5 separate regions of the Mus musculus genome follow, and regions 1, 3, 4 and 5 are each linked to region 2. A link is a loop called in an ENCODE intact Hi-C map of the cell type or tissue named here. Cell type or tissue: left cerebral cortex. All regions are shown on one strand. Links, peaks and the distances in the headings refer to the core of each region. The heading gives the core; the rest is flanking DNA.

Region 1 (6,373 bases), core at 974-5,973, 81 kb after region 2:
TCATCACTCTCCACATTCTGGGATCTCCTTTGTTTTCTCAGAGCTGATAAGGTGAAAGGTCGCATGCATGTTCAACTATGAAAAAAAAAAAAAAGCTGATTTTTTTTTAAGATCAGTTTTCACAGCCAGCATTTGGAGGACCCTTGTTTTGAATGAGAAGTAAATAGACCTCTCTTTGTAGTACCCTAGGTATCTGCCTGCTTTTTGTGAAATCCCTCCATACATAGAAGATGTTCTTTTTGGGGTGAGAACTATTTGCTTGAGGGCCAAAGAGGAGAGCACACTAATCCTGTCTTCTGCAGAAACCCCTTCCGTACCACGTGTTCCTCAAGCTTGGTTTAACAGAACTTAGCCTGCTGCTCCCTGAGCCAATATTCAAAAGTACTTGTCCACATTATGACTGTGCTGTGAACTGAGGAGTGGCTAGGTGGCCTTGCATTGTTGGGAGCTCTGGGGCCTTTTGCCTGCCACGAAGTGAGTTCAGATAAGAGCTTCATTTCAACACCAGCTAGAGAAACGGCATAACTACTCCGTAGCAGGAGAACAGAACCCGGCTCAAATCTAAATGAGAGTGGATTTTGAGGTCTCCAGTTTGGGTCTCTCTGTCCTGTACTCATGATGTCAGTAATGAACCATCGACAGGAGGTGCTGGTATCAACTCCACCTGTGTGGGTGGACGACCGCGGTAGCCGGGATGCCTCGGGAGCAGAGTCTGTTTATAAACAAAGTGGAAATGCAGAGGATTCGGTCCTGTTAGTTAATCCTTTACAGTCTGCTTCGTAGCTCTGTCCTCTTCACTCATCTCTGCCCTAAACTGTAGCAGTGTCTTCATTAGATTGCTTTCCCCTGGCCGTTCCTTCCTTCTCATCCATCCCACTCCTCTTATCTCTAAAGGATCTCTTAGGAACTTCCGTGTGTTCAGCTCCCCTGCCCCCCACACCACAGCTCCCTGACCCTTGTCCCTTTGCTCTAGCTTGGACTTCAGCAGAGTGCTTTCTTACTGTCCTTGAGACCCATCACATACCATACCCATACATTTTTCCACTAAAAATAGTGTCCTTTCTTTCTAGTTTGTGCTTTGGAAAGTGGTAGTGTCCTTTCCAGTCCAGCGCCACCTCTTTTGTGGTCCCATCTCCCTGCTGAACACCTCGGGGTGCTCAGCCCTCATGTGGACAGGCTTCTGAGAGCTGACGCAAGTCCTGTTTTCTCCAGCAGTCTTTGTGCAGGGCGATCTCCTATATTAGCCTGAATATCTCAAGGAGTCTCTTGCAGGTATATCTCCTACAATATCCCTGAAGACAAGAACCTCCTTAATTCACCTTTCCAGGATTTCCCAGGCACGGCATTAGCATGCAAGGGAGGTCACAAACATATATGAACGTTAGGAATGTTGGTTAGATTTCAGAATTGTGACACTCAAATCTATGTTAATATGACTTTTCTAGCTTGGCTCTCCATTTTCTGTCTTCCTCCTAGCTGAACTGTGTCTGTTTGTAGTTACTCTGTTCCCATATAGCATGGTCTCCATCTCAGAGTCGTTGGTGTCAAAATAGCTACTGGATGTTCCTTAGCTCAGAGAAGGAGCCTCTGACTGAAGCCTCCTGCCCCGCCTCAGCCCAACTCCCAGCTCCGCCCAGAAACAAGCTTAAACAGTCAGCTCTGGCTTCTCGTCTTTATAACAAGTGAAGTGAACTTGCTATGCAGAGCAAGCTGACCTTGAGTGACAGAGAGGAAAGATGGTGGCCCTCACAATTGCATAGTGCAAGGAGTTATGCTGAATTATTATACCCTGCCTCAAAGACGAGATCAAGCCGAAGAAACACTGAATATAGAAAGGCAATTTTATATAAGCCCTCAAATATAAGAATAAAAATGAGACAGATTTGGCGAAGATAAGGACACACAATTGCACATTGTGGTGGGCCTTTAGGCAATCTAGTTAGAAGAGTACAAATGATACTTTTTGTTATTTCAAAAATTATAGGGGAAAAGGTACTTGATGACAGGGAAGCTGAACTTCTCAGCATCTAACAGAACTCTGTTGTTTTTTTTTTTTTTTTTTTTTCTAAAAACAAAGTGGTTTTCCATTTTTTTTTTCTGTTTTTTACAATCAAGTGGGATTTTTAGTACATTTGGGAACCCCAGCTGAGTTCCAGAAACCCCATATACATTAGGAGTAATTTCTGTCTCCTTCTTTCCTCATATGCCCACGCTGGACAGTTCACATAAATAGAATCATTTAATATGCAATTCTCCGTGCCTGGCTTCTTTCCCTCAGTATAACGTTTTCTATATTCACCTGTGCTTTAATATGTCAGCCTGTCACCTCTTTTGATGGCTAAATAATATTTCATTATGCAGCTCTAGCTCTGCCATGTATCAGATGGATATTTACTTCCTGTTTATCACATGACTAGTGTTCAGTTTGGAGGTCATATGGATAATGTTATCACTCACCCTGTGTCTAAGTCTCATGTGAGCATGTTCTTTCCATCCTCTTGTATGTACACGTGAGAGTGCAATGGTTTAGCTATCCTGTGCCTCTCTGTTTAATTTGGAGGAACTTCCAATTCCGAGGCAGCTCTTACCGGCAGTGTGTGCAGCTTCCAGCGTCCCCACATACTTAGTAGTGCTGAGCTCCTGTCTGTCTGAAGGACCGTGAGAGGCAGGGAGTTCACTGTGTAACCCGTGCTGCACAAACCTCAGCGCTCATGTGGTCCTCCTGTTTCTACCTCCAAAGTCTCTACTGGTTATTTTCCCTGCCCTTCTTCTGTGGTTGTCTTCTACTCTGCAATGCCCCCCACCCACCCACCCCTGTCTCTGTAGTTCAGATCTCCAGAGAAATGACCTCAGCTGAGCCACCATGCTGCCACGCCCCTCTTTAAACAGACTTTTGTAAAAGCCAGGACACCGAAAAGTGATTACTCACACTGAGAGACTGCCCTTCTGAGACCAGTTTTGGCCTCTGATCTCATCAGCTGCAGGCAGGAACATGACAGGTCACATGGTTTCATATTATTGCCGGTGGAAGGTGGGGGCATGGTCATGCTTGGTGCCCCATCGGGGTGATTGGTCTAGCTCTGCTCACGCAGCAGGAAGCTAAAGCTAAAGCTAGAGCTAAAACACTAAATGGACTGAGCTAGCCAGTGAGGATGGACAGAGGAGTAAGGTGGAAGACTGAGCTTTCAGGCCCACTGAAGAGGACACATGCTAAAATGGAGGCCTGTACATGGAACTGTGGGACTATACCCACCTGTCAGCAGGGAAGGCTGCCTGCCAGAGGGTAGGATGCATAGGTGCCATTCCCACTATGTATGGGGTGACACTCGGCATGGCTGTGGCTCAGCAGTGGAGAACCTCAAAGATGGCTCCTGCAAAGATAGGCGGATCCGGGTGGGGTAGAGCTTTACCACACTGCTTGCTGACGGTTCACTCCGGGCCTCTGTGAGGACATAGAGAATCTCAGTCACAACCTCAGTCACAGGCTTTTTGTCCTTATTGATCCCAGTCAGCTTTGATGCCTTCTGTTCTAGGTTCCCCTAGCTTCAGTCAAGCCACCTGACCAGGAACAGAAAATAGTGACGTCTAAGACTTTTCTATAAGAAGAGGTTCTTGATTATTAGAACAAAAATTAGCCACTTTTAAGAAAACAAATTTTAAAAAATTTACCCCACAAGAAAAAAGTAAAAACCCTGAGTGAAATGGCATGCAGGTCTTCAGGATCCCAGGTTTCCTGTCTTAGTCAAGTCCCGGCATGGTTACTACTGCCATCTCATGGTGGATGGATATTCCTCCAAGCCTCACGCCCACCTCTTCTATTCAACCCCAAGCCCTTCCAGCCCTTGACTCTAGCCCCTGGCAGCCCACCATGCTGAAAGAGGAGAGACTAACTGTATTGTGCCCTGGCCACACATCAGGGAGAGCAGCACTCCGCTCCCTCTCCAGCTCGGCACTCTTAGGAAGGCCATGGATGAGCCTGGAAAGGGGTGTGTGGGGTAGTCAGGACTGCCAGAGGCTAGAATGGTGGGATGAAGCAGGGCTCTGCTATCTTTTTGTGATAAATCAGTTGTTTGCTTAGGTTCTTGATAAGAAGTTCGGCCCACTAACTTGTCAGGGTGAATACCATTTGTTAGCAAGAGAATGGATTGCATGTAGCTCAGGAACTGAGGAATAGTTTTGATCCTTGGCAAAGCTTGCCAAGGAGAACGTCAACCTTGTGATGTGATGTGATGTGATGTGATGTGATGTGATGTGATGTGATGTGATGTGATGTGATGTGATGTGATGATGTGATGTTCTGTGAGCTCATCTTTCTCTTTCTGTGGTAAGGATCCCACTTCCAGGTGTCTGAGGCTGCTATCGCTGCATCTTGAAGTAACATCAGTGTGTTTGGGAATTTTATATGGCTGATATTAATTCTTATGGAGGTGACAATGACAGGGGCTCTGATGTGTCCTACACAAAGGGACTTGATTGAGGGAGGAGGTCCAGTTACAAGTAGCAAGCCACTACAGCTGCGTGAGGAAAACCGCCCTCTTGATCCCCTGGTATTCTGTAAGGATGATCCCAGAATGATGATGGCATGCCCGTCTCACACACTGGCCGAAGGGCTTTTGCTGTGGCTCAGCAGCTGCATGCATCCCGTCAGTGAGATGGCAATCTGTGCATCCCACAAAGCTTAGCTTCGCGGCCACCAGCTTTCTCATTATCCCTGAACAGTTTGTGACACTGGCTTGAATCTTCTCTTTGTTTTTCCACTTCTCAGTCTTGGATTTAGCCACTGAGGACTTCTTTGGTGCTGGTACTTTCTGGAACACACAGCAGCTGGGGAGTATCTGTCAGCTTCTCTAACTAGGACCAGGCTTCTCTCTCTCAGGCTTTGTCACCTTAGGGTCACCCTTCTCAGTGGTCCCCATGACACCAGGTTTCTTTTCCATGGTGTCTGGCTCATCAGCTTTTTCACTCTGCATCTTGCGAGATGGGAAAGATCTGCTGTCTTTCAAACTTACTTTTCTCAAAAGAACATTTCCCTTATAGCATATTACTTAAATGCTATTTCCTTTTCCTTAAGATTTCCCAGGTATTTCTGATAAATTTTAGTTTCAAAATCCACACTTTTATACTAAAAGGTGAGCAGGCGTTTGCTGTCCTCGCCCTTCCGTTTCCATGTCTTACCCAGCAGGCTTTCCCTGCCTTCCCATACAGCTCTGCCTTTCTCTCCTCCACTGAAAAATCCCTCTGCTGTAACATACTTCTCACGTTGACATTCAATTACATGAAGCCCCGAGCTATCAACTATTTTGTATGGAAACCTTGTCCCCTCTGGAGATTTTAGATAGGGGCAAATGAATACTTTTTTTTTAATTTCTCCTTTTGTTTATCCCCAAAGCCCAACCCACAGCTCTCTACAGAGATCTGTAGACAGAGGAAATCCTGAACATATTCGTGTTACAAATGAACTTAACTCAACACACGTCAGACTTTTGACAGGTTAGCCTGTAATATCTCCCTCAAACAGACAGAAAGACAAAATAATAATAATAATAATCTCAGTAAAGCAGATAGAAGTCTGCTAGTCAGACTCATCAGATCCTAGCCTGTACAAGCTCACAAATGTTTAGTGCCTGCCTTGGGGACAGAGAGGGCCAGGAACCAGGAACAGGGGATCAGAGGTGAACACTGCTGTCATTATTGATGGTGTCATTTAGGACCAGCTCTAAAGGCTGAACCTCAAGCTTTTGCATCTATCTCAGAGACTTATCCATCACAGGCACCCCCCACATGCTTCTTAAAGAGGTTTTAAGACTCATGTGAGTCTCATGTATGATGACAGCATGCACCGTAGAAGTTAATAAATGGCTATATTAAGAGATCTCACATCAATAACAATGGCTAACGTTTAGATTTAACTAGTTGTGTAAACTTTCTACATGTTTTACAGACATGAACAAATGCCTTTCACCTAGTTAAGGTACCAGTGACAGACCAAAGAAGCAGTTCTAATCACTAGGAACTGTTAGCAGGGGTACTTATAGGAACATGGGAAAGTTACAAGCCACTGTACCACTGAAGGAAATGTCACTGCCCCAAGCAACTATATATAGCTGCTTATATATCTTTTGGAATTGGCATGGCCTTGTGAGAACTTCGCCCCTAATTACCTTCAACTGTCTATAAATCCTTGGGAAGGTTAGGCCTCAGAAGCCCGACCTCTCCTCCATGATGGAAAGTCAATAGACCCAGTTTTACACAGCTGTCCTTTAGGTGGTCAGAGCCGCTGACAGTTCAAGAGAGTTGTAGCCATATCACACCTGGGAGAGAGTGTTGTTCCACAGCAAAGTTTCTTACAGTGGCTCTAGTAAGCACCTACTGC
Region 2 (6,373 bases), core at 555-5,554:
CTTTGTGTCTTTTGTTAAAAAATGAAAATAAAACTTACTGAGTCCAATGTACTGCACATGTCTACATGGGTATAGGGACATCCACTGGACCATCCTCTACCTACCAGGCCACACCTTTAAGAAACACTTGACTCCCTTCTACAGAAACCATGAGCTGCAAGAGATGAGGGCTCCTGAGCCACTCTCACCATGGCTTAACACATTTTTTTAAATCTTCCTAGTCATATGAATATGATCTGTAGGACAAACTGCTCTTGATCAACATTGTGTGGACATGGGTTCTGTAAGGGCTCTGATAAACAGGATACAGCCCCGATTAAAATATCTTAGCTACTGGATGTTCTTGGTATCCAGTCTATTAGGACACAAGGGTGGAAGAGACCATGTACATTCATCTACAGCAGTGGCTTTCAACCTTCCTAATGCTGCAAACCTTTAGTACAGTTCCTCACATTGTGGTGACCCCCAACCACAAAATTATTTCATTGCCACTCCATACATGTAATCTTGCTACGGTTATGAGTCATAATATAAATATCTGATAGGTAAGATATCTGATATGCAACTCCCCAGAGGGTCATGACCGACAGTTTGAAAACTACTGCTCTACAAAGAGTGGAGCTGTTATACCTGGAGTGGTCTCTCAGAGCAGAGCCATCCCATAGCTTTACTCTCCCCGTTCTTTGGGCTATCTTGTAGTCCAGACCCTCATTTTTCTGGGAGCATGTCATTAAAGCTACCCTCAGCCACGACCCAGCTCAGCTTTCCTTGATGTCTTCTCATTGTCTACAGTAGGCTGTGGACTCAAAGGCATTTGCAGTCTTGGTTTGTAGGCCACAAGGGGGACTGTTGGCTTTTGTGTGTTGTTACATTCGAGTAAGTCAGTGTCTACCACAACTGCACTTCTCCTGACTCCTCCAGCAATGCCTGATGTTCCTTACATGTGAAACAATGCATTCTATGTATCAGCAGAGTCCACTAGAATAAATTCATACTAAAGAATGTTTTGAGCTCTAGATAGGTAGTCAGCTTTGTTTTATAGAAGACAACATGGAGACTCAGAAAGCTCTTTAATGTGGCCACATCCTCTTGCTTCTCAGGAGCTCTGCTGAAATTATCCAGGTATATCAAGCTCCAGATATAGCTTCGTATCCTTGTTCCATCTTTATTGTATATGGGAGTTGGATATAAAATTCATTTCTCAGTGTCCATTGGCATACACAGTATGCATGACAAAACAAAGAATGGGGAGGGGGAGGGTGCAACAGTACCATCCTGTTGGGCAGCTGTTGTAGTTTTTCTCTGAAATAATTCATATTTCTGTACATGAGCCTTTTGGTTAGACTATTAAAAAAAAACAGAAGATAGTTCTAACTTCCAAATGTCTCAGGAGCATGTCCTCTATAAAGAACAAGGGGGACAAAAGGAAACTACCTAAGCAAGTGTCATGAGGCCTTGTGAACAAGCCAGTAAAGGTGGACGTTGTAGTCTAAACATCAACCAAACCTCTTTCTTTGTCCTATCCCCCACTCTGAACTATCTAGGCTGCTTAGCCTTCTTTAATTGACAGTTTATGTAAGAAAATCAGACAACAAGAAGAGCAAATGCACTGTCAGTGGCTACCTGCCTGAGACAGACTTTGCTCGATGGAACATGATTACTAGGAGATGTGCACAGAGCAATCCCAGCAGGAGAAATTTAGTCTTTGGCTTTTGCTTCTGGCCTGAGTTGGGTGAGGACTATTGGAAGGAAGTATCAAAAAGTGTAAATTTCTTTTTTAAAATATAGAATCTCTCTTATGTAACCAAGACTGGTATGGAACTTTCTAGCAGTCCAGGCTAGCCTCAAACTTGTCCTCTGTTTAAGTCTCCTGAGTGCTGGGATTATACATGTGTATCAACACAGAAAAATTCTTGGATAATGATAGAGAGCCATGACAGAAAGCTTCAGCCCTCGCTCCATGTTGTTCGGTGTTGCTGTGGTAAGGATGGTAAAGAAGGGAGTCACATATGTTGTAGACTGGCAAACCACGGGTCACCTATAAGCAGTGTCCTAGAGAGTCCCTCATTATTTAACCTCACCTTTTTAAGAGGCTCTGACGTGAGAGGCAAGCCTTAGCATTCATTCTCTGTATCCAGGAGTTTGGGGTTTTTCTTTAGTTGTTTTACTACATCTGTTGTGGTCCCCAGAAGTTTGGTTTTCTGAGGGGAAGAGCAAGCACTTAAGCGAAGGAAATGACTAACACTGAAGAGAGGTTGAAGGGCTGGAAAACCCCTGAACAAATGCATCTTCAATCTGGGATGGTGGAGGTATCTGTGATTGGTCACTCTGAGGTAAAGACGGTTAAGGCAACTGTTCTGCCCGCTGTAAACAATATGAAGAACCAATGTGGTGATCCAATATTGAGCATTGAATGTCCAACTTTCGTGCCTAATAACTCTTGAATACATCTTAAAGATATTCAACTTATTTGGAATTAAAGGTTGTAAGAGCCTTCAGCTCGTCCTGCAGATGGCAGTGTTTGAATAAGCTGCCTAGCGGCTAAGCCACAGGAAATGCAGCAGTCCCTAGGGCTTGCGAGAGGGATGGGGACAGGAGATACTCAATGTGCAACTAGTGAGGGCCTAGGCAGGGTAAGCCCAGGGAATCTGTGTCCATAGACTCTGCGTACTCCTTTGCTCTTATGCAGTACGTGATACCCTGACTCTGGTGGGAATACTCCCTGATCCTGCTAAAAACTCACAAAACCTCAACCTGAGTTATCTGTTTACTCACCAAATGGCCCAGCCTAGCATAAAGCAGGTTTAAGAGACATTTATATTCTTGAGGCATATTGTCATTGGGATGGCAAACAAATATAAGGTGAGCTGTTTCCCTTAGCAGCATGATTGTGAGGGGAAAGATGTGCCTGCGTCTTGCCACATAACAGACTGGAGTATATAGCTCTGCTGTATTGTTCTGACATACTGCCTTGTGGTAGGCAAGTGCTCAAATGCCCACAGCTTTAGAGGGCAACTGCACTTCCCTGTGAGTGGTCTGCTTTATGGTCTCATTATGTAAAAGACCAGATTTTCTATAAGCTTAGATAGCCCCAAGTTAGAAGCATTTACATTTGAATAGATGTTACCAAAAGTCTCAATATACCAAATCACACTTGAGCAGCTAAGCACAGTTACGTAGCATTGGTGTAGTATTTTGGAAAGAATGGACAACTTAAAAAAATTACACAATGAAGCAATTCAGTCAATAAATCTCCATTTACTGGTTTTACTATATGATACTCTGTATTTTTTTAATCTCAAACATGAACGGAGTACATTTAAAAATCCATTTTTTCATTTGGGATGAAATAAAGTGTATGGAAATGGAAGGACTCTAGTGGGTCAGCATGTCTATAATGACCAGATAGTCAAAGGTGTCATCAGTAAACTTGCATTACTAAAGGCAAATAAGCCAGGGTTGTGCATGGAGATTATAAGACTGTGCCCTCAAAATACCCATGAAAGGAGTTACAGAGACAAAGTTTGGAGCTAAGACAAAAGGATGGACTATCCAGAGACTACCCCACCTGGAGATTCATCCCATAATTAGCCACCAAACCCAGACACTATTGCATATGCCAGCAAGATTTTGCTGAAGGGATCCTGATATAGCTGTTTCCTATAAGGCTATGCCAGTGCCTGGCAAATACAGAAGTGGATGATCACAGTCATCTATAGGATGGAACACAGGGCACCCAATGAAGAAGCTAGAGAAAGCACCCAAGGAACTGAAGGGGTCTGCAAACCTATAGGTGGAACAACAATATGAACTAACCAGTAACCTCAGAGCTCTTGTCTCTAGCTGCATATGTAGCAGAAGATGGCCTAGTCGGCCATCATTGGGAAGAGAGGCCCCTTGGTATTGCAAACTTTATATGCCCCAGTACAGGGGAACGCCAGGGCCAAGAAATGGGAGTGGGTGGGTAGGGGAGCAGGACTGGCGGGGGAGGATATAGGGAACTTTTGGGATAGCATTTGAAATGTAAATAAAGAAAATATCTAATAAAAAATTTGTAAACAAACAAACAAACAAAAAGAAAGGAAGCTGACAACCAGTTTCATTAATATGTGCGCACCATCAAGTCTCGGTGTTAAGCATTGAGACATACAGTTCCTATATTCTAATGAAAACATAACAAGCATATTTTAACCCTCTTCAAAGTTTACTCTGAAGAGAGGAAAAAAATTACTCACCTCTTTGGAATTGTCAAAGAGAACTGTGGGTGAAAGCTAGGCCTAGCATTACTTCATCTGGTGATCAAGTAAACATGGCTGCCTGGGTGGCACAGGGAGGGACCTTTGGAGTCAGTTACATCTTCTCTTCAGCCTGAGATGTTGACCATTTATAGCAGCTGCAGATGAAAGCAGGTGGCAGAGGAGGGAGAGCCTAAATAGATACCCTTTCACACTCTGGCTCCTTTGCAAGGATGAAAGGTTTTTAGGCAGATGAAAATTTTCCTGAAGAAGAAAGCCAAGAAAATGCTCAGAAACTAATGTCATGAAGTTGGCGAGTAGAAGGATGTGAAGAGAAGAGGGGCTGTCTTGCCCTTTGGATTTTGTGTGACATTTAAGATGGACTCAGGATGTTTCCTCTGTGGACACCAGGGAAAAGTTATGAGCTTGAGCTAATGGAGAGAGGAACTTGTGATGACCACTCTTAGGGGAAAGATATTTTATGTATGGGTTAACACTCAGCCAAGAGTTCTGAAGGTCATTTTTGTTTATCTTTCATGTCAATAATTGAGGTGGGAGCCTCCATTGGATATACTATGAAAAGCTTACCATGCATTGTTATCAAACCTGTGGGCCAGCCTTCTCTGTTCTACTTCCTGCACATTCGGAACACATTCCTGTTGTGTTCCTAATGCCTTTGACAAATGGAAAGGCTCTGGAGCACCGGGGGTTTTATCTCTCTTCCCATGAGATGTAGTGACTGGCAAGGAGAGGAGGCTTTGAGAGAACTGGCTGTCTGTGTGACAAGTGTTTTAGAAAGTCTCTGTGCTGTGTCTACAGAGTGAGCGTGGTGCACTCCTGGACAGGAGTAAAGCACTCCCTGTGAAGATTGGAGAGGCAGCCAATTGTAAGAGAACCCTGCTGATCTGTGTTTCCAGAAGGGTTTAAATGAATTTGAGGTGGAAGGAGAAAATAATCCCAGAAAATACCAGAAATGCCTCAGCCCCCACACAGGTAGTATAGAGAAAGAAAAACAAACAAACAAACAAACAAACAAAATAACAAAATAACCAAACACCAAACAAAGCCCCTTCAAATTGTATAAACTAGCATATGCCTTATGCAACAAGCAGCACATTTAAGCTTTTGACACAGGAAGGCAAATGCATCAAATTTCCATGTGGCCTTGATGAATCAGTCTCTTAACTAGTAACTGAAGAGTCTTGGTTTAAAAAATAATAACAATAATTCTAAGAGTAAGATTATATCCCTGAGGGTATATCAGGGAGTTCCATGCATTCCATGTCTTAATAAAATCTATAGCCTGGGGGTAGTAAGAAATATGAAGAAATAATGTGAAAATATAAGGTATACATACACACAAGCCATGGACTGCCCACACAAACCATAGACTGCCCACACAAGCCATAGACTGCTCCCTCAGATGGAGACAGTGGAAGTACTGTTGTAGTTCTGGAGGGAACTTTGGTATTTTCCAGCTTCTCCTGGAAATTTTGTAATATGGTTCTAACACATACATATATGAACATGTGTGTGTGCACATACACATATGCCAGTTAAGTTGTGAAGAGCAAAGGATTCTACATAGTAGAAAGTAAATAACTATGTATTGCTTTGAAAGCTCAGACGCTCTATGAAGTCTCAACCCCCAGAAACTTGACCTTTAGGTACATGAGTTTAGACTTTATTCTTGGAGGACAGAAGCATGGTAAATGCTTTTGAAAGATATAAACTAAAATAGAATCTTTACATCAGAAGTAAGTTTCTTTCTGTACTCTAACTGTTTAGATCACATATAAGTGTATGTGCCTACTTATGAAAATTGTACTTTTAAAAGATATTGATAAAACATAATGCAGGTGTTGGAAAGCTGCCAGGATCATGAAGTTAAAATAATTGGATACATTCATTTTTGAGTACAAAATGTTGTTATCATTTGAATATGAAAGGTCTCCCATTAGGCTTATGTATTTAAGCTTAGGTGAGCTGGTCGCACTATTTGAGGTGGGACCTAGCTAGAGGAAGAAGGCCACTAGAGGAGGTCACTTGTTCCTAATTCCTTAAATCTGTTTGGGTTTGGCTTGGTTTTGTCCTTCCTGTTTTTGTTACTCTAGTTCCTGGCCACTACAAGGTGAATG
Region 3 (6,373 bases), core at 796-5,795, 96 kb after region 2:
AGGCTGTGTATTAATTTCCTATATTAGCCAGGGGCTGAGGTTTTACTGTACTGTGTGCTTCTGCTTAAGACACACAGGTTTTGATTAATAGAGAAAATATAACAATTCTAAAATCTCTAGTAAATAAAGATAAAATGGTAATTGGCCAAACTTAGAAACTGCAAGGACTATAAACTCCTTAGGAAATGGTACCATTCACTGTATATCCAATACCTGGTATCATGAACCTGGAACCACATAGATTTAAAGTAAACGTTCCCTGGGTAAGTGGAAGGATGGATGGATAGACTAAAAATAAAACTACATCTTGCAAACTTGTAGGTAATGCCATTCAAGCCATTATTGACTAAACACCTTTGGATACCTCCGTACAGAGAAAACTCCTATATATGACTTTGCAGCATCAGTACCAAAGCATCCTAGACCAGCAAAATAATGAGATTTCTAAATGCAGGAGTTTCCTGGGGTGTCTTTCCGGGAAGCTATGTAGTTGCCATAACACCTACTTACTTATTCTTCAGGGATTTGAACCCCTCTGAGACCATCAGCTTTTTAACCTGATTTTTCCAGGGCTCTAGCTCCATTTGTTTATGCTTTCAAAATGGTAGTTCTGGCACTGGCTCTGAGAGATACATACTCCCATCATGGCTAGTCTATAGCCCAAGTTATCCACCTGTAGTCCAGACTGTAAGGGAGGTAGGGCAGAAGGGAAGTTTTGGGACACTAATACAGAGAAAGGGGTTGACAGTTGTCAGTCCTGCCTTAGTGACATAGTTAGCTATGGCACTGGGAAATTGGTGCCTGGGTCAGAGGTTACATTTCAGCCATACTACTGATCTGTCCAAATGGTGTCTCTGAAAAATGACTACCAAGACAAGTGTGCGTATGTATGTGTGTCTCAGTGGCTGGGATCTGTCTCAAAAACTTTTGTCTTTGTGGATATTAAGGAGAGAAATCCTACTTTCTCTGTTTCTGTAAAGAATATGCAGGATTTAGTTCACAAAGGCAGTGGTCCCACCCCAGTTGGAGGTTGGAATGAGATAAGGGCCCTGCTTTCTACTCCCCACACTTACACGTTAGCCTTCTTTATATAGTTAAATACAATGGCTGTGCTGTCTACACAGGACTCAGGCCTATTTCCATTGCATTCTGCTAAGCCTTCCTGGAACACTTAGACAAAGGGGTGTATTCTATAAAAAGATCCTCCAAAGAGTAAAGTTTTGCCAAATCTAACATTTGCAATTAAAAAATAGTAATTGTTTTCCCTTTGCTGTGTTAGATATTCAGCTTTGATAATGACAGCTATTTGTTAAAATGCTTCCCTTTCAGTTAAATTCTAGCTCTGTTTCTTCCTTTTCAGTTTTTGGGGGGATTTAGTCATATTCATATGAGTTTGAAAATAACATTTTTACCAAGTCTGTAGTGTAAGGGCCCAGAGGGTCGTTTCAACAATTATGCTTAGCCCCCTTTCATTTATAGTAGAAAGACTGACAGTAGACAGGAGACAATCTCTCTCTCTCTCTCTCTCTCTCTCTCTCTCTCTCTCTCTCTCTCTCTCTCTCCCTTTCCCTCTCCCTCTCCCTCTCCCTCTCCCCCTCTCTCTCTCTCTCTCTCTCTCTCTCTCTCTCTCTCTCTCTCACACACACACACACACACACACACACACACTTTCCCCTCAAGATTAGACACTGGATTCCAAGGAGTTAACTACAGTCTCTTAGGTCTTCTCTCTCCCTCCCCACAACCTTAAATATTAGCAGTTTAATTCACAGTTAAGTCACACCCCACCCATTTATTCCACAGCTGTGTCAGTTGGGTCCTACACCTCTACACTAATAACCTGGGGGGAAAAAATCAGTTGTCAGCAAGGACAAGGTGGAGGACCAAGGCCAGCAGCCTCCCCGTCACGCCACCTCTATACTGCACTCCTTCCCTCTTGCCTTATCTATGATATGGCCAGACCAGGGTCAGCCAGGAACAGTCAGGGTACACAAAGGGGTGAAGACCAGATACTAGGAAAGCTACATGGGCTGGAGAGATGGCTCAGTGGCTAAGAGCACAGACTGCTCTTCCGAAGGTCCTGAGTTCAAATCCTAGCAAGCACATGATGGCTCACAACCATCCGTAATGAAATCTGATGCCCTCTTCTGGTGTGTCTGAAGACAGCTACAGTGTACTTAGATATAATAATAAAATAAATCTTAAAAAAAAACTAAATTAGGAAAGCTACTACACAAAGACTAGTTTGTTTTTGTTGTTGTTGTTTTAAAAAGACAAGATCTCATTATGTACCCTTGGGTGGTCTAAAATACTATATAAACCAGGCTACCTTGGAACTCACAGCAGTCCTCTTGCTCTGCCTTTTGAGGGTTGGGACTAAAGTGTGAGCCACCACACTTGACCGTATTTTGATCATCTTTCTGGAGTGTTGTCTTTGGATCGAACCATTTCCAATTAGGATGTGAAGCTGTTCCCAGTGGTGGATCGAGTCCAGGCTCTGACTTCTTGTTAGAAGCAGACAGTTCTAAGAAGGGGTAAGACAAGGCACAAAATTAGTTCAAGAAGATGACACTCTTGTTCAGTGGAGGAGCCGGACAAGCTGACTGGAGAGGGGCATTTGAGATAGAACTCATGGAGAGCTTCCACAGGTGGGCATGGCTTCCTTGATGAAAAGGGACAGTGTGAACAAATGCCTCTGAAGGGAGGGTGTCAATGGGTAGGATGGGAAAAGAGTTCGTAAGAGAGGCTCAGGTCACCCCTGCCTTATGATGGTCAGGGACAGATGCTGATCTTATCCCTCGGTTAGACATCACAGACACGCCTTGGGGACTGTGGGGGAAAGGAGTGGCATGTGGAAGTAATCTGACTGAAATGGACTGAAAGGGGGCCCAGGAAAGGGGTCTGGTAAGATGGGGAAATTAACCAAAATACCTAGACAGTAGAAATGAGGGAGCAGAGTGGGTGGAGTATAAGGAGAGGGAGATCTGGGAGAGGGAAGGGAGAGAAGGAAAAGGAGGACGGGAGGGATAAAGACTGCAGAATGGGCACAACAAGAAGAGGAGGGGCAGATGGTGAAAAACAGGTTTCAGGAGCATGCGCAGTGTGGTTTCCTAAACGTGTTTTCTCATGAGCTAATAAATAAATAAATAAATAGATAGATAATCACGTCCTGAACCCCTCCAACACACACACATGCACACACGTACACACATGCACACACATGCCCACATGCACACACGTTTGTCTGGATTTGGTTTTGTCTTCCTATTCTTTTTGTCACATAAATTGGTTTACTTCCCTTTGAAACACAGTGGGCTTTGGTGAGGCACTGGCTCCACCAAGTGGAGAGAAAGAAGTTGTGCAGCTCATGATTCCAGCTATCCACAGGCTGCAGCTACTGTTTCCTTGCTTACAGTATGTGCTTTCTGTGCATGCACACCCCAAATGCCTGCGTTATTAATTGTATCCCTTCTACTGGGAAAGCTCAAAGCAGCCTCTGCTATAATCTAGCTCTGTCCCCTTGTTTTATGGAAGCTGACCCTTTCTGAGCTACTCAGACTGGCATGGACCCAGGTATCATTCCGTTAATATCCCAATGCTAGGAAAAAAAGGAAAGGCTAGTGAACTTTCCTGGGTCCCAGACCCTCAGTCTAAGGGTAACTGCCAGCTTTAAGCAGAGCCTAGAGAAGATAGCTGTGATCTTGTTGCTGTTATTTGCGCTGTGATTAGCTTGCAACATTGAGGCTGATTGGAAACAATCGAAACACCCAGACAAAAAGCAATCAAGCTCAGATACATCATGGTAACATTGATTTCACTTGTTCACATATTGTTGCTTTCCTGCCTTGGTGCTAGGCAGCATCTTAGTTAGAGATCTTATTACAGATAAATAACATTGAGTGGAGAATTTTTTTTTTTTTTACATTTTTGCCTCGTTGTAACATTACTTGGTATGTCGTGTGCAAGTAATTGTCCATCTGATCATACGTGTTAGCTACAGTGAATGGGGTATTGGGAAACACATCCAGGAGACAACGCTTGCTTTTGCTTCTAAAGATTGGAAGCCATGCCTGCCCTCTCATCCCTCACCCACACGAAAGTCTCTGGAGTGAAATGGAGAGACAGGGCCAAGAAGCCCATGCTCAGCCTAGGTACCCAAGGTGTGCTGAAGATGCGAATAGCTCCTTCTCCAGTGTGCTCAGGCTCCTGACTTCCCTCCAGTTCCTTATCTCTCCTTATGCTCACTGCTCCCTTAGCCCCTGGCAGTCAAGAGCCTCTAGAGTCTAGGCTGTGAGTCTGCAGGGACCTAGCAAGCTCCACTGGGAAGAGCACGGGAATGCAGCCTGGCTCCACCAGGAAGCAGTGTCCCGACTGCCGTCTCCACATTCTATACCTGCTGTTCATTGTTCCTCTTTAACCCGTGCTACAACCTCCCTATTCTCACCTCGCTGGTATGACAGCAAGCACACACACACACACACACACACACACACACACACACATACACACAAGGGCTCCAACAACTTTACCTTTGGATGCACAAAAATTTTGATGTGTCACACCAGCCTCTGAGCAAGGTCATGAGCCATTTGTTCCAGGAAGGCTTCCCCAGAAGCAGGGGACTCGCTCCAAACTGATTCAGGGTGGTACAGTTCCACTGTCAGAACTCAGGCTGTAATTTATCACAACTCAGGAAGCGGGTGGAATGATATTGATTGTACTAACTTAACTGTCACCTTCATGAGCTCCGAAGTTTAAAAGCAAATAGTTTCATATTCCACTCACCTGCAGCTATCACCACTCAGTAAAAGTATATTCAAACTCAGTTCAAGGGGTTAAAATAAATAAATGTACATATAAAACACAAATACACACACACACACACACACACACACACACACACACACCCCTCCTTATCTGTACACATGATGATGGGCCTGATTGCCTTAGTACAACAAAAATGTTTCTCTCCCTTTGGGCCTAGAGCTAGTCTTGCTCCTTAGTTTTAGCATTCCTGAGAACTTCTTCCTATTTCTATTTTAGAAGTCATAGGACATGTATCACCTGCAGCCTTTAAAGGCAGCAATAGACATGATTGGTTTTGAGAGTGTGTTTGCATTTCTAAAGCCCAAATCACACTGTAAATGTTCTTGCTCCATGGGTCAGTTTAGGAAACTCTAAAATTCACGCTTGTGAGGTGAAAGATGATCATAGGTGCGTTCTGGTAGCTCCCCAAATTTTTCAATTTCTTTCCTATTTTATTACTCTAGCGATTACCATGTATTATAGGTAAAATAATAATAATTATTATTATAGGTTGAAGAAAATGTCATCTATGATCTTACTAATCATGATTAGCATTCTTTTCTTGCCAAGCATTTTTAAATTATACACATATTTATATTAACCACCAAAACATCTTCCTATATCATTGAAAACGCAAGCAATGGCTAGGATGTGTGGGTGGACTATAAGTAGTATTATAAATGGTATTGTTATCAGTGCTAAGGAGAATATATCATGTATACATGTAGATGGGCTATAAGTAATATTATAAGTGGTATTGTTATCAGTGCTAAGGAGTATATTAAAGGAGTATATGTCATGTATACATGTAGATGGGCTATAAGTAATATTATAAGTGGTATTGTTATCAGTGCTCGGAGTATATGTCATGTATACATGTAGCTGAGCTCTAAGGAGAGAATCCTAGGCTCCAGAAAGCCTGAGGACATTCTGAGATTTGATGGTTCTATCAAATTGCTCTTTGTAAAGACTACATTTCCCACTCCCAGAGGTAAGCTTACCTGAGGCCTCATATATTTATTTTTTGTTTGTAAGATCTTCAGTACATTTTAGAAAGCAAATTCCATCCCAATAATGCTGGCTTGTTAACATTTATCCTTGAAAGCTAACCCTACTGTTCCACGCATTACTTTGAAGTCGGTGCAATCGTCTCTTTATAACATTTTTGCGTAGAAAGGAATCATGACTTAGACACCCACAATGTCAGATAAGTAAGTAATTCCATTCCACTTTAAAATATACTGTGATTCCCCTGCCCCACCACTAGATACTCTTCTCTAATGATATCTGTATGCCAATACTTGCCCTCAGTGGAAGAAGAAAGCTGAAAGTTATAAAGAGGCCCATGAAGGGTTGAACTTTTACCAGCTCAGCTTTAGGTTCATCTTGGGACTATATACATATATATAATATTTATTATATATTATAAATATCCTATATATTTACTATACATACCTACTATATATAGTTATATATGATATGTGTGTATATATCATGTATACTGTAATATATAATACTATAAATATATAATATATTTACTATATATATTTAATATAGATAATGTATT
Region 4 (6,373 bases), core at 506-5,505, 160 kb after region 2:
AAAAGAGCAGCGTGCCCTGGCTTGAGTTCCCTCCAGAGGCTGAGAGAGAAGGCAGAGCTGCACCTGCTTCAGAGATGGCTCCATCTTTATCACATCTGTGTCATTAGTCCCTGCTCATCTGTGCCATTAAGACAGGTCTGGGGTCCAACCAAGGCCTAGTGCCACATGCCCCTCCTCTCACCCTGAGGGAGCCCCCTTTGAAAACCTGAAGCCCAGCCTCTCTGCAAGGCTCTACCACAGTGGCACCCACGGTAGACGTGCTCTCTCTTATTTGCCAGTTCTGGGCTCCATCTGGACACTCCTTTCCTCACTGATGAGATAGGAGATATTCCAAAGCTGTCGCCCCTGGCCATTCCTGACTAAGTTTCCTCTGCCTCCCAGATGCTGAAAGGAGGCCCAGAGCATCCCCAAAGGTGCAGTTCCAAACTCTCCCTCCCGCCATTCCCACAGGTTCTGGTTTTCCCCAAAGATATAAGAGAATCTGTTCTCCTCCTGAGAACTACCGCAGGGAACTCTCAGCTGCAGCCTGGGGTTCCCAGAGCCTGGGATTTCCATCACCAAATCCTCCATCCCTGACTTCTCTTTCCGTCCAGAACATGTTTCAAGCCAAGCTGGTCCACTCTAGCCACTGTACTCCAAAATCCAGAGGAAGCAGCACAGGAAGAAATGAATAATAAAATTTTAAATATGTTTAAATCAAAATTTCTCTTCCCTCCCTGAAATGACCTGTCTGTTCTCAATCCCTGTTTGATATAATTGGCTCATATTTAAAAGTGAATAAAATCCCCATCCCTGGTTCTTGAAGGGTGTATATACTCTTGACTTTTCCCATTGCCATAGTTGCTAAGTCTTAAGTCTAGCTTGAGTGTTCTGCTGGGAGCTACATCTTACTTTTCTTCTGTAATACCTCACCACCATCACCATCATGGTCACTGCCAGCCATGGTTGTCAGAAGGAAAGGAGGCAAAATCCTATGTTCTCAGCCCTGACTGCTCAACACCACTGGGCTATTTAGCAGGACCAGGTACAGGCTGGCCTGGAGGGGACATCACATGCAGCCTCAGAGGCTCAACCAGCCTTGCCATTCAGGTACCTCCAGCTGCTCCCTCCTTTAACAAACATCCCCCTATTAATTTGGCCTTCATATTCAAGTGTGGCATATTCAGTGTGGGACTGAATCCTGGAGAGAAACCATGTCCACACCTCTAACATTTCGCAGATGATACAGCCAATCTGTAATAGAACTTGAGTCAGATCCAGAGCTGCTGAGCTCCAACCCAGATTCTCAATCACCATGTTGTCTTGAAGGTTCTTAGCCTGACCAATTCCCATAGCCATCACAACTGACAGATACATCGCATGTGGGATAGAAACGCTGACTTATTTTATGGCAAGAAAAGCTCAAAGTGACAAAAATTGTAAGGAAACAGTAAGAACCGCTTAGCTCTTAGTAAATGATGTGCATAAAGACATGTATGCACACACAGGCATGCATACACACACACACACAGCTACAGTTCTTTTTAATGATAATAAACCATGGAACTATAAGATACTCCATTGTTAAAACAGTACCATAGAAGAGGGGAAATTGATAAAGTTAATAATCTACTATAAAACTCGACATAATGGTGCACACCTTTAATCCCAGCTCTTGGGAAGCAGAAACAAGTGGATCTCTGTGAGTTCGAGGTTTGGTCTACATAGTGAGTTTCAGGACAGCCAAAGTCTAGGGCTATAGAGAGAGACCCTGTCTTAAACAAAACAAAAACAAAAATCTACCGTAAAAATACTTCAATAGCTAAGCCAGAAAATAATTTTATAGTATGCATACATGCACAAATCACCTAAAATGTCTTTAAAAGTTACAGTCTGAGGAAGTTCCAGAAGTAGTTCAGGATGTCCAACAAAGAATGTAAGACATATGATATAGGAACCATGAGCTCCAGGAGCAAAGAGGAATAGAGAACTATCTCAGTTGGAATATTGACCATCATTAAGTCCAGGGGAAGAAATGACCAGGACATAGCCCAGGCATCATCCAGAAACCCAGTAGAGAACATATTTGGAGAGGCAAAAGCCAAACAAGTTGGGCGTATGGGGAGATCCAGAAGTCCAGGCCTAGGGGCCGCACGTACGTGGCCGGATGGTCTGAGACGAGTAGACACAGTAGCCCAGAAAGAAGTGCCTGCAGAAAGGCTTTGGTTGACAGTGAGGACTAAGGTTAGCATGGGGCTGGCCAACAGACGGAAGAAAGAGTTTTAGTCATTTACAGCACTGCCAGATCGGTTATAACTATCTCAACTAGTTTGTCCAAATGTATTTTGAGATCTGGGTGGGCAGGTGGTTAACCCAGGATAAGCCATAAGGGGACATGCAGGAAGAAGGAAGAAGAAGAGGAGGAGGAAGAGAAGGAAGAAGAGGAAGAGGAAAATGGGAGAAGGAGGAGGAGAAGGAATAGGAGAAAAAGGAGGAGAAGAAGAGGAGGAGGAGGGGGAGGAGGGGGGGAGGAAGAGGAACAAAAGCAGCAGCAGCAACAACAACAACCACCACCTTGGTGCACAGTGTTTTGGACGGGCATACAGGCAAGAACCAGGAATCCTGGATCACACTTGCTAAGGTTACAATCAGACCCCACAACTTGCTCTGGTCTCTGGTTGCTCATTTCCTAATGAGGAATTCCTTCCCAAGAAACAGTAAACACCTGGTACCCACCAGCTGTGATGCACAATGGCTTCCTTGTGGTTTCTGCCTGAACTAGAAGTGTACTTCAGCTGGGCAGGAGGACTCTCTTGAGAGCCTGCCATCTGCTAAGCAAGTTGGTGGTTTCCTTTTCTAACTCCTAGCCGTTGCTGCTCTCTAGTGGCCAACAGTGCCTGCCAAGTCGGTCCAAATAGTAAGGACAGGAGGGGAAGGTGGAGCTGCACTTTATAGGCACAGAGACTAGGGAGCAGTAGCCAAGGGTATCTAGAGGGTGTGTGACTGTACATGCAGAATGGAGCAGGAGGGGAGATGGGGTGATCAGAAAGGGTCATCTTGTGAGCCACAGCTGAACATCTGAGGCTTGATCGTAGTCTGCACCGTGAAAACAATCACTTCCGGTCTTTGGCCTGCTTTCCTCCGATGTTCAGCTCTCTAGTGTCCTATGACAGCAGACCTTTTGCAGGGCTGCCTGGAGGCATTCAGAGAAACTCACAGCTTTTGTCCTTCTCTTTAATCTCATGTTTCCCCCAGCCATGTCTGCTGCCTCCTCCGAAGGTCAGCTGGAGTTCTCTTTCTGATGATGCAGGAAATTGCCTCCCATGGGCACAATTAGAGTCATGGTGTAGACAGCCTTGGTCAAACTCAAGACTTACTGGGATGGCCTCTCTCTTGGTGGGATTGTCGCCTCCATGGGTAAAGACCTGCTTAGCCCTCCTGGGCATATCTCTGTTGATAACTTGTGTGGGCTCTCCAGAGGCAAAGAAGTGGGAAAGAAATGAAGAGTAGCTGCCACTACCCTTAACACTCTACTAAATTCAACATCAACTCTCTGTTCTCTGAAGCCTGGGGAGGGGCAGAGATAAAGAACAGACAGTGGGTGCATAGAAAAATAATACATTTTTTAAAGATAGAGAATAAATCAGGGAGTGGTGTCACATGCCTTTAATTCCAGCACTAGGGAGGCAGAGGCAGGTGGATTTCTGAGTTTGAGGCCAGCCTGGTCTACAGAGTGAGTTCGGGGGCAGCCAGGGATACACAGAAAGAAACCCCGTGTCAAAAAACAAACAAAAAATGTTTTTATTGAACACTTGTGGCTGAAGGACATAGGACATGTGAGACTGCCGCTTTGAAGATGCCTGTAGAAAGCTCTATTCTGGTCAGGAGCAGGATTCCTCCTTGGAATTTTGGAGGAGTTTGCCATTCTCTTTGTTTCACTGTAGCTTTTGAAATCTGCTGTTGCCAAGGACTGTTACTGTTGTGTCTCACCTGACTCCTCCTCCTCTGCCCTCAGAGGGCTTCAGGGTGGCCTTTTGTAAAATATTTCCTAGTGCCATGCTCCAGGATGGGGTTTTAATTCTTCCTATCAGCCTCTTGAAACATCGGGTCAAGAACCACACTGTAGTGTGTCCTGCTCATATGTATCTACCTGTTTTAGCCTCTGTTAGGCTTCTCTGAAGCTGAGGATACGTGTGCATGCATGAGGTACACCAGATGTTGGTACAAGGAGCAGGACTGTTGTCTGTCAGGTGTCATCGTGATGTGCTTTGGTGGAGAGACTCTCAATGTCAGTATTCAAGTGTCTCTAAGTCCTCTGGCTTCTTCAGTAAACAATGGTCAAATCTATCCAAATGTTTCTATTGTCAGATCTATCCAAATGTTTCTGTTTGGCTGCCAGTGCTCTGGGGGCTGGAGGAACACAGTGGTGGCCACTTTCCTACTTCTGTATGTAGACCTGCATTGAATTTCAACTTTCCAGAGCAGGATGGACAAGATAGAGGGCAGGTTTAAGGGTCTCTACAGACTTTTAACCCATCCACCTGCCTTACCTCCACGTATACACATATCCACATATATGCATGTGCACACATATACATAGACACAGTATATGCTGCCTGGTGCTTCTACTTCCTAAGCCTGTCAGGGGGCTATGCAAAGCTAACTGATTGGCAGGCACCTTATCTCCTCTCTCTGTTCTACTAAGTCATATGGTTCTGTTATGTCTACTGTCTGTCATTCAGAAAGTAAAGCATAATGAAAACAGGTTGGCCTCTCCTGTACATGTCCACCTACATGATCTCCTATTCTCTTTGTTCTTAAAGGTTACAACTCACCCTTAAGTAATTTTTGTCAAGTTTACAGTTTAGTAGAATTATAGACAAACCAAAAAAGGTGAGATGATTTAAAAGGGGAAGGGTCCTAGGGCAAACGGACTATAGGGCCTAGGACACAGTAGTGGAAACAGACAGGCAGCCAGTGGGAGCACTCCGTGTTGCAGCCAGTAGGAGCACTCAGCATTGCAGCCAGTGGGCGCACTCAACATTGCAGCCCAGTAGGAACACTCAGTGTTGCAGCCAGTGGGAGCACTCAGCATTGCAGCCAGTGGGAGCACTGCGTTTTGCAGTCAGTGGGAGCACTCCATGTTGCAGTCACTCTGCTTTCCTACACATCCGGCATCAATTCATGAGACACAGTCACAGGCGTGCTCAGTAGGCATTCATTGAGTATACACTACATGCCAGGCATCACTCTAGACTCAGAGGATGGACAAATTTAAGCACAGATGACTTCTACTCAACTTGATCTTTTATTGTGATGCAGATGTAGGTGGCAAACGATATAACACATTAATGAAAAGTGCTCAGGCCAGGCAGTGGTGGCGCACACCTTTAATCCCAGCACTTGGGAGGCAGAGGCAGGCAGATTTCTGAGTTCAAGGCCAGCCTGGTCTACAGAGTGAGTTCCAGGACAGCCAGGGCTATACAGAGAAACCCTGTCTTGAAAAACCAAAAGAAAAAAGAAAAGAAAGGAAAAGAAAAGAAAAGAAAAGAAAAGAAAAGAAAAGAAAAGAAAAATGCTCGAGGTGATTAAACAGGAATGCTTCCCACCATGAATACAGAAACAGTCTACTCAGGGAATGTCTGAGGTAGTAGGGCCCCAAGTCCAATTTCTTCTCCTAAGAATGAGGATTCAGGTATGGAGAAGGAGAAGGATATAGGCAGTGTCACGTAGAAGGAGCTCTGTAAGCTCTGAGGCCTCCCAACTCTCCTTCCCATGTTCTTCCAACTATTAATTACTGTGCAGTCCATGAGGCCTTCGAGGCCATGGAGCCCCTTAAGCCCTGTAGAAAACGGTAAGATGAAGAAGAGGCTCCTTCTATCGCCCAGTGCGAGCACACAGAGTAAGCACATCACGAATTGTAGACTCTTAATTGGACCTGGCAGCTCCCCGGGCATCCATGCAAAGTGAAGAAATCCCAGAGCTGTGTGATAATATTCCTGCATCCTAATGTTGCTTTTCACATTTGCTTCAGACATTATAACCAACCAAGATAAACCACAGCAGTAAATTGTCAAATGACTTAAGTTCCGAAGAGCTCATCTCAGTTCCCCGGTACTGCAGCTCACGGGTTTAGAGGCATTTGGAAACCACCATGCAGAGGCGGGCCAGCCATGGAATAATACGTGCCCAAAGCTTCTGCCCGCAGGGGACCTGCCCACCCTCTCCCCTTTTCCTCCAACTAGCGTGCCATCCTAGAAAGGCTGCCGTTTTCCCTCCTAGTTACGATTGTTGGTTTGTTTTCAAGGATGTTTTTGGCGTTGTTATCGTTATTTTTGTTATAAAACTGTTGGGTAGATGAGAAACGCTGGACAGGACTGGTTTTTAAAAAAGG
Region 5 (6,373 bases), core at 493-5,492, 52 kb after region 2:
TGCATGCAGATGGCCTCATCTGTCATGCAACCAACAGCACAAATGTAAGAGGTGATACTGGGGTAAATCCCGGTCATCCTTACCACCTGGGTATCCTGGGACATGACACCCAATCTCCCCAAGCCTCCCCGTTTTCTGGAGAAGAGTAACCCACCATGTGGGGTACCCATGAGGGTGCAGTGGATCCTACATAGGCATGGAAGAGCTCCAGTGAGGGTGATGCATCCAGCGTTGTGTTTGTATTCTAGCCCGTAGAGCATCCTAATGGGGTCACTTGGCCTCTTCAGCATTGAGAGTGAGGTCTCCTACACAGCAGCCTCTAGCAGAACGCTTATGCCTTATGCATAGCAAGTTCTCAGTACTGACATTTGCTAAATTAAACACAAATGAGCATCAGTGTGGGTGGGACAGATGAAGGAAAAAATAATAGGTGGAAACTAATTTTATTTGTGACATAAATGGAAAGAAGATGGAAAGCCTGTGCTTTTTCAGAATGAAAGCTGCTCTGGGCTTAGTAGGGATGTGGACTCTTGGAGCTGAGAGGAGAGAAGAGAAGCATGATGTAAGCCAGTGCTTCACTACTGCTCCACAATGCCGTGATGTGAGCCAGTGCTTCACAATACAGCTACATGTTGAGAACCACCTGGGGAACATTTTTGAAATACCAGCGTCTGGGCTTCATTGCTTAGGGAGCCATCCTTAATTGGCCTGGTTTGGGCCGAGGCTGTCCTGAAGGACTTCTGAGGTATAACCAGAGTAGTCAACATCGATCTAAGAACCTGGCTAAATGACTCTGTACTTTCTTACCTTGGTTTTTACATACAAAATGTCGCAGAAAGATGAATGGTAGGGATGGAGAAAAGAGAAAAGATGTTCTCACTCTATGGTAAACAGAGAAATTTAAGGACAGAATCAGCCGGGAACCTTCTAGGTTTGGCAATATAACCATGGATGCTCAACTCTGGACCCTAACGGGGCTCTCTTTTTTTTCTTGAGAAAATTAAAATTATAATGGAGGCTGAGAGCATTACTCAGTGGCAGGACACTTGCCTCATGTGCTCGGTCCTGGGTCCAATTCTAGCATGTCGAAGGAATCAAAAAAAAGTGGCACCATGACCTAAAAGCCAAAGAAACTAGAACGGCACTTGTTATTAGCTGTGACCTTGAGACACACACACACATACACACATATACATACATACATTCACACATATATACACACACACATACATACATACATACACATATTCACACATATATACACACATACACAAACACACATACACACACATATACACACATATATACACACACACACACACATACATACACACACACACTTACACATATACACATACATACACACACATACATACACACACATATACACATATATATGAATGGTGAGTGCTCTACAACTCAGTATAAAAAGAGAATGCCTGCTTCTTGGGCTGTGGCCACTGCCATCTTATAGAATGGTTATGAACCCGGTCATTGTTAGATCTCCTCAGCAGCTTTAAGAACATTTAATGGCCAACTTCTAGCCAGCCAGAGATTCTGGGTCTGTGGTGTTCGCAGGACACAGTGATTTTCAAAAGTCCTCCAGATGAATCCAGTGTGAACTATGTTGACAGCATCAGTCCAGTAACATTCAAAATACCATCTTTTCTAACAACATACATTAAGTACATAAGTGTCACTAGGTTTTATATTTATAAGACACAGCAATTTCATCAGCAATCACCACTATATTCTCGCTAATTTCCCTCAAGAAAAAGGACAATTTGGGAAAAGAGTATTTGGAACTGACAAAATGCCAGACATCATATATCTATCCAGGTCCTTACAGCAGCCGTAGGTTATCATTCCCATTTTACAGATGAGGAGAGTGGGGCTTGGGGAAAGGTACAGAGCCAAGACGATTACCATTACCAGGTTTCAGAGCATAGCCTCAAACCTGAGCCTGTCCCTCCTCAGGGCTCTCCACCATCCTGCACAAACCCACTTCGCCCCCAAAGAGCTCTGCTTGCTCACTGGTCAGAGCAATGCATGAGCAATATGAGCCAAGAACAGGGGGAGAAGAGGCAGTGGCCAAGTGGAGCAAACATGGCCCCAGCATCTGAGAGCCTACATTCCAGTGACAATGTGAGCAAGGTGTAAGAAGCCATCCTTGAGAGGGAACTGAGCCAGTTCCCTGTCAGGGGGACACTGAAGAGAAAAGAAATGAGAATACATTCACTCTCTGAGAAAAAGACAACCTGTCTTTCTGCATTATTACTGGGAGTAATTTTTATTGTTGGGGACATCATTACTGTCCCTAAGCAGGACAGGTAAGTCTATCATTAAATTGAGGGCAGTGTTATCAACAAAAGCAAACTCTACTCAGAGGTGATGTCTGGAGATGGACCAGTTGGTAGGGTTTAACTGGAACTCACACCGATGACTGGGAGCAGAGGAAGGAAGAGTGTGGAATGGGCACCTCTAGGTGTGGCCAGGATAAGTCTGTATGCTCCTCTCATCCCCTCCCCCTGTATTTGAGATTGTGGAGATGCAGTAGGCGCCCTCTTCATCCCTGTAGTCCTGGACACATTATATAAGACAGTAACAAGAGAAACAAACAGAATTGCACAGCCTGGGTCTTGGGGCTCTCAACGACATACTGAGCAAGCTTTCTTGCTGAGTCACTAACTCTGAGCAGCCATTCACACGTACAGTGGCAGGGTTCAGTCACCTGCCTGCTAGAGAAAGACAAAGCCCAGCGCTCTGAATCCTAGGGATGTGGTGAAGCCAAGGTTGTCTGGAACAGAGCCACACTGTAACTGCGGAGAAGCGGAGATGGGTCTGAAATTACATTTCCTGAAAGTCAGCACAAGGTCAGAGTTATCCTCCTATCCCCCGATCCCCTTTACCCTACCCCCTGCTAACCCTGACCCCCAACGTGGGCAAGCCACAGGGAGTAGAAATTGCTTCAGTTCTTTTTATTTCAGTCCAGAAGATGCTCTACCTACCGCACCCTTCTGGTGACTGAAAATAGTAGGCAGAGGGGTTGGCTGCCAAAAGAACAAGCCGTTCTCTTCCATCTCCCACAGATATTTCAGGAGCTGGGACTTGGAATTATGAAACTCACAGAAAAAAATAAACATAAAAAGATACTGAAATTATTATCATGTAACACCAGAAAATATTTTTCCCACTCTCCCATATTGTCCTTATATAAAACTCTATTTTTGCCTCCAGAAATGAGTTTCCCCTCGTGTGGGCGGACTTGCCTGTGCTTCCCAGATGCAGATGCCAGAGTGCCGGAGACAGGGATGAGTTTCCAGTGGTGTGTCAGGGTAATGGAAGCATCTCTCAGTGAAGATTGATTTTGTAGGTGGCCATATGTTACGGTTGATGTGCTCCTTTGGGAATTTATCTGCGAGGATTTTAATGTGAACCCCATTATTAGTTGGATCCCCACTCTTCTGTATCTCACACAGGATATGACCATAAGATTCTCAGCTGCTTTGGGTCACAGATTACAGAATGAGAAATCAGAGCAAAGATGTGGACCGAACAGTGAGGCCACATAGCCAAGTAGAGTCAAGGATCAGAATAGAAGAGCAGCCAGGGTAAGGCTAAATAAGTAGACAATCAATGAAACTCGGGAAACAGCATGGGTCACGGTTTGCATCCTGGACAGGAACCAAGAAGGCATGAATTTAAGAGCACCATCGGAAACTCATCTCTGTCTCTGGCATGCCGGCATCTGCATCTGGAAAGCGTAGACAGCTCTGCCCACAGGAGGGGAGCCAAAAATAGAGTTTTATATGATTCTAACATTCCAGGTTGACTTTGCAACTTAAGACTAAAAGTCTAGCCTCCAGCAAGTGAAGGGATGAGCTAAAGCGAGTCCCTTTATCCCATCTGACATTATCAGTGACCCTCCTAAAGCAGAAATCCAGTTGAGGCAGGCTTCCCTGGACCTGTTGCTGATGGGCAGAGAAGAAAGTGTGCATAACTGCACATCAGGTGTCATGAGAGGGATACAGAAAGATCAAGGCAGGGAGGATGATGAGGGAGGACCGAGCCTTTGGTTGGTGGGTACTGACTGCAGCTGTGCTCCAGGCTGATTGTTGTCTAGGTTGGGAGCTATGTTCATAAACACTGGAAACACATGTCAGCAAGTGACTGGCCCTAGACCTGCTCTGAGTCCGTAGAGTGAAGGGCAAGCTCTGTGTGCGAGCAAAACTTAAAGGTGAAGGTTTTTCTGAATGTGCATGACATTCGTTGTCCCTGTGGTATTGTTGGGAATACTTATCCTGTATATTTGGGAGATAGATAGCATTGATTTCTTAGGAGACCTAAGTCGTTGGCTACTTTCATCTAATCATAAATTATACCTAACTAGTTAGAATAGAACATTCCCTTGGCAGGAGTGCCTAAGACAGGGTCCTTTTGATTTGGCTTTATCATGTCCAAGATGACTCAAGTTTGCTTATGAATCTGGGTGTTGGCAAGTCTCCAAACAGGTGCTGCCAGGAGCTGTCTCTCTTAGGATGGATCTCCAGAGTTACAGCATCCTCTCTTCCACTTATGGAAAGGACCTGGTGTGTTGAAATTTGCTTCCTGGACAAAGGATTCATTCGTCCTAACGAGCTGGCATTGTCCTAAGTGAGGACCGATTACAGGATCTGTCCAGCTGCACTGGGAGCTGTGTTGCAGTTGGCCAATAACGGCAACTCCCAAAGTCGAGCTTTCTTATATAATTAAAGCAATGTTGTGGGCTCCATGCTGCCTGGGTTTTAATTGTTTGCTTTTTTTTTTTTTTTTTTTTTTTTCCAAACAGGAATCGAGTTAATCTGTGAGAAGGACCTTGACCTGGCAGCTCAGGTGCAGGAGCTGCTGGAGTTTCTCCATGAGAAGCAGCACGAGCTGGAGCTCAATGCGGAGCAGACGCACAAGCGGCTAGAGCAGTGTCTCCAGCTGAGGCACCTCCAGGCTGAGGTCAAACAGGTGAGCAGGCCGGGCAGGCGCCCGCCCTCGCCCTCGGAGCTGCAGGCTGCAGGGAGGCAGACGGTGTGCCCTCTGAGTAACCCAGCCTTAGAAAAGAAGCTGGGGTGTGAATTAGTTGGATTAATTTCTGCAAGCCTGGCTGTTGTCACAAAAGACCCAGTGGGACAATGGCTCAAACCATGAATGCATTAATCCTCTCACATATGATGTTCTAGGAACATTCCAGAGAATTCTCAGTGTTCTTCACTGAATGCATTCTCTCCCCTCCTGTGCTTGATTCTATCACATAGTCCATGAGAAATAAAAATCCATCCTCAGTAATTTAATTATAGTCCACTGTTGTAGAGCCAGGTTGCTCTCTTTGGGGCACCTTGGTGCCTAGTCCAGCTCCTGACACAGAGTTGGTAAGTAAAGATTCAGTAGTAGCAATTATCATTATTTCCAATGTGTGTATGGTTCTTATAATAACACTTTGGGAAACTGGGAATATGGCTCTGTGGGTGAAGTGCTCATCACACAAGTACAAGGAACTGAGTTTGGAACGGCAGCACTCAGACACACACACAAGTCAGGCACAGCAGGGTGAGTGCAGCACTCACACACACACAAGGCAAGCACAGCAGGGTGAGTGCAGCACTCAGACACACACACAAGGCAGGCACAGCAGGGTGAGTGCAGCACTCAGACACACACACAAGGCAGGCACAGCAGGGTGAGTGCAGCCACAGAGCAAGGATGGGGTAGGGTCGTAGAGACGGGCAGATCCTTGGGACCCATTGGCATGCTAGCCTAACTATACTGGGCAGCTCCCAGTTTAGCCAAAGACCCTACCTCAGAAAGCAGTGCTGGGGCTGGAGAGATGGCTAGGCAGTTAAGAGCACTTGCTGCTCTTGAAGAGAACCCATGTTCAGTTCTCAGCATTCACGTGGTGGCTCAGAACTGTCCATGACTCCAGGTCCAATAGAGTTCAATGCCTTCTTCTGATCTCTGCAGATACCACACCCACATGATGCACATACGTATATACAGGTAAAACACTCATACATATGAAATAAATTGTTAGGAAGGAAGGAAGGAAGGAAGGATGAAAGGAAAGAAATGAAGAAGGAAAGGAAAGGAAGAAGGAAAAGAGAGAGAGTGAAACTGAGAAAGACACCAAACATCAGCATGTAGCTTCCATATGTTCACACACGCATACACACACATGCACACTCACACATGTGTATACATATAAATACACACACATACATGCACACACACATGCATATACACACATGCATACACACACCTACACACATACATATCCCAATCACACATGTGACTACATACATATATATTATACATACAAGAATATTTTCTTGCCATTTAAAAGTTAGTT

What was found. Hi-C counts contacts between places; a loop is a spot of excess contacts. Peaks named below come from ENCODE experiments on the same cell type or tissue, not always from the same donor. Only the 100,000 strongest peaks of a DNase experiment are listed, where the experiment ranks them.
Region 1: it touches region 2 in a loop (2.2-fold over the local background); 18 of 42 quality-filtered maps call a loop at or near these places.
Region 3: it touches region 2 in a loop (10-fold over the local background); 19 of 42 quality-filtered maps call a loop at or near these places.
Region 4: it touches region 2 in a loop (4-fold over the local background); 16 of 42 quality-filtered maps call a loop at or near these places.
Region 5: it touches region 2 in a loop (2.1-fold over the local background); 4 of 42 quality-filtered maps call a loop at or near these places.

The regions. Positions count from the first base shown.
Region 1 is chr16:34,205,581-34,211,953 of GRCm38, reverse strand. The region is part of intron 21 of Kalrn (kalirin, RhoGEF kinase); the gene reads left to right. Among named protein-coding and RNA genes, the nearest start is that of Gm41448, 89 kb to the right of the region's middle. In left cerebral cortex, for the core only: a CTCF peak has its summit at 3,787; DNase peaks (open chromatin) are centred at 1,613, 3,292 and 3,942; H3K27ac peaks cover 531 bases.
Region 2 is chr16:34,285,965-34,292,337 of GRCm38, reverse strand. The region is part of intron 10 of Kalrn (kalirin, RhoGEF kinase); the gene reads left to right. Among named protein-coding and RNA genes, the nearest start is that of Gm41448, 170 kb to the right of the region's middle. In left cerebral cortex, for the core only: CTCF peaks have their summits at 842 and 2,498 (motif pointing right); DNase peaks (open chromatin) are centred at 871, 2,553 and 5,047; H3K27ac peaks cover 2,996 bases.
Region 3 is chr16:34,190,087-34,196,459 of GRCm38, reverse strand. The region is part of intron 25 of Kalrn (kalirin, RhoGEF kinase); the gene reads left to right. Among named protein-coding and RNA genes, the nearest start is that of Gm41448, 73 kb to the right of the region's middle. In left cerebral cortex, for the core only: a CTCF peak has its summit at 3,337 (motif pointing left); a DNase peak (open chromatin) is centred at 3,315.
Region 4 is chr16:34,122,224-34,128,596 of GRCm38, reverse strand. All of the region lies in intron 33 of Kalrn (kalirin, RhoGEF kinase), which reads left to right. The region is part of intron 1 of Gm41448 (a long non-coding RNA gene); the gene reads right to left. Among named protein-coding and RNA genes, the nearest start is that of Gm41448, 5.3 kb to the right of the region's middle. In left cerebral cortex, for the core only: a CTCF peak has its summit at 2,860 (motif pointing left); a DNase peak (open chromatin) is centred at 2,834; H3K27ac peaks cover 1,389 bases.
Region 5 is chr16:34,233,867-34,240,239 of GRCm38, reverse strand. It overlaps Kalrn (kalirin, RhoGEF kinase), which reads left to right. Exons shown (of 60, transcript NM_177357.3): 15 at 4,829-4,995. Among named protein-coding and RNA genes, the nearest start is that of Gm41448, 120 kb to the right of the region's middle. In left cerebral cortex, for the core only: a CTCF peak has its summit at 3,058; DNase peaks (open chromatin) are centred at 3,095, 3,228, 3,661, 4,561 and 2 more places; H3K27ac peaks cover 4,920 bases.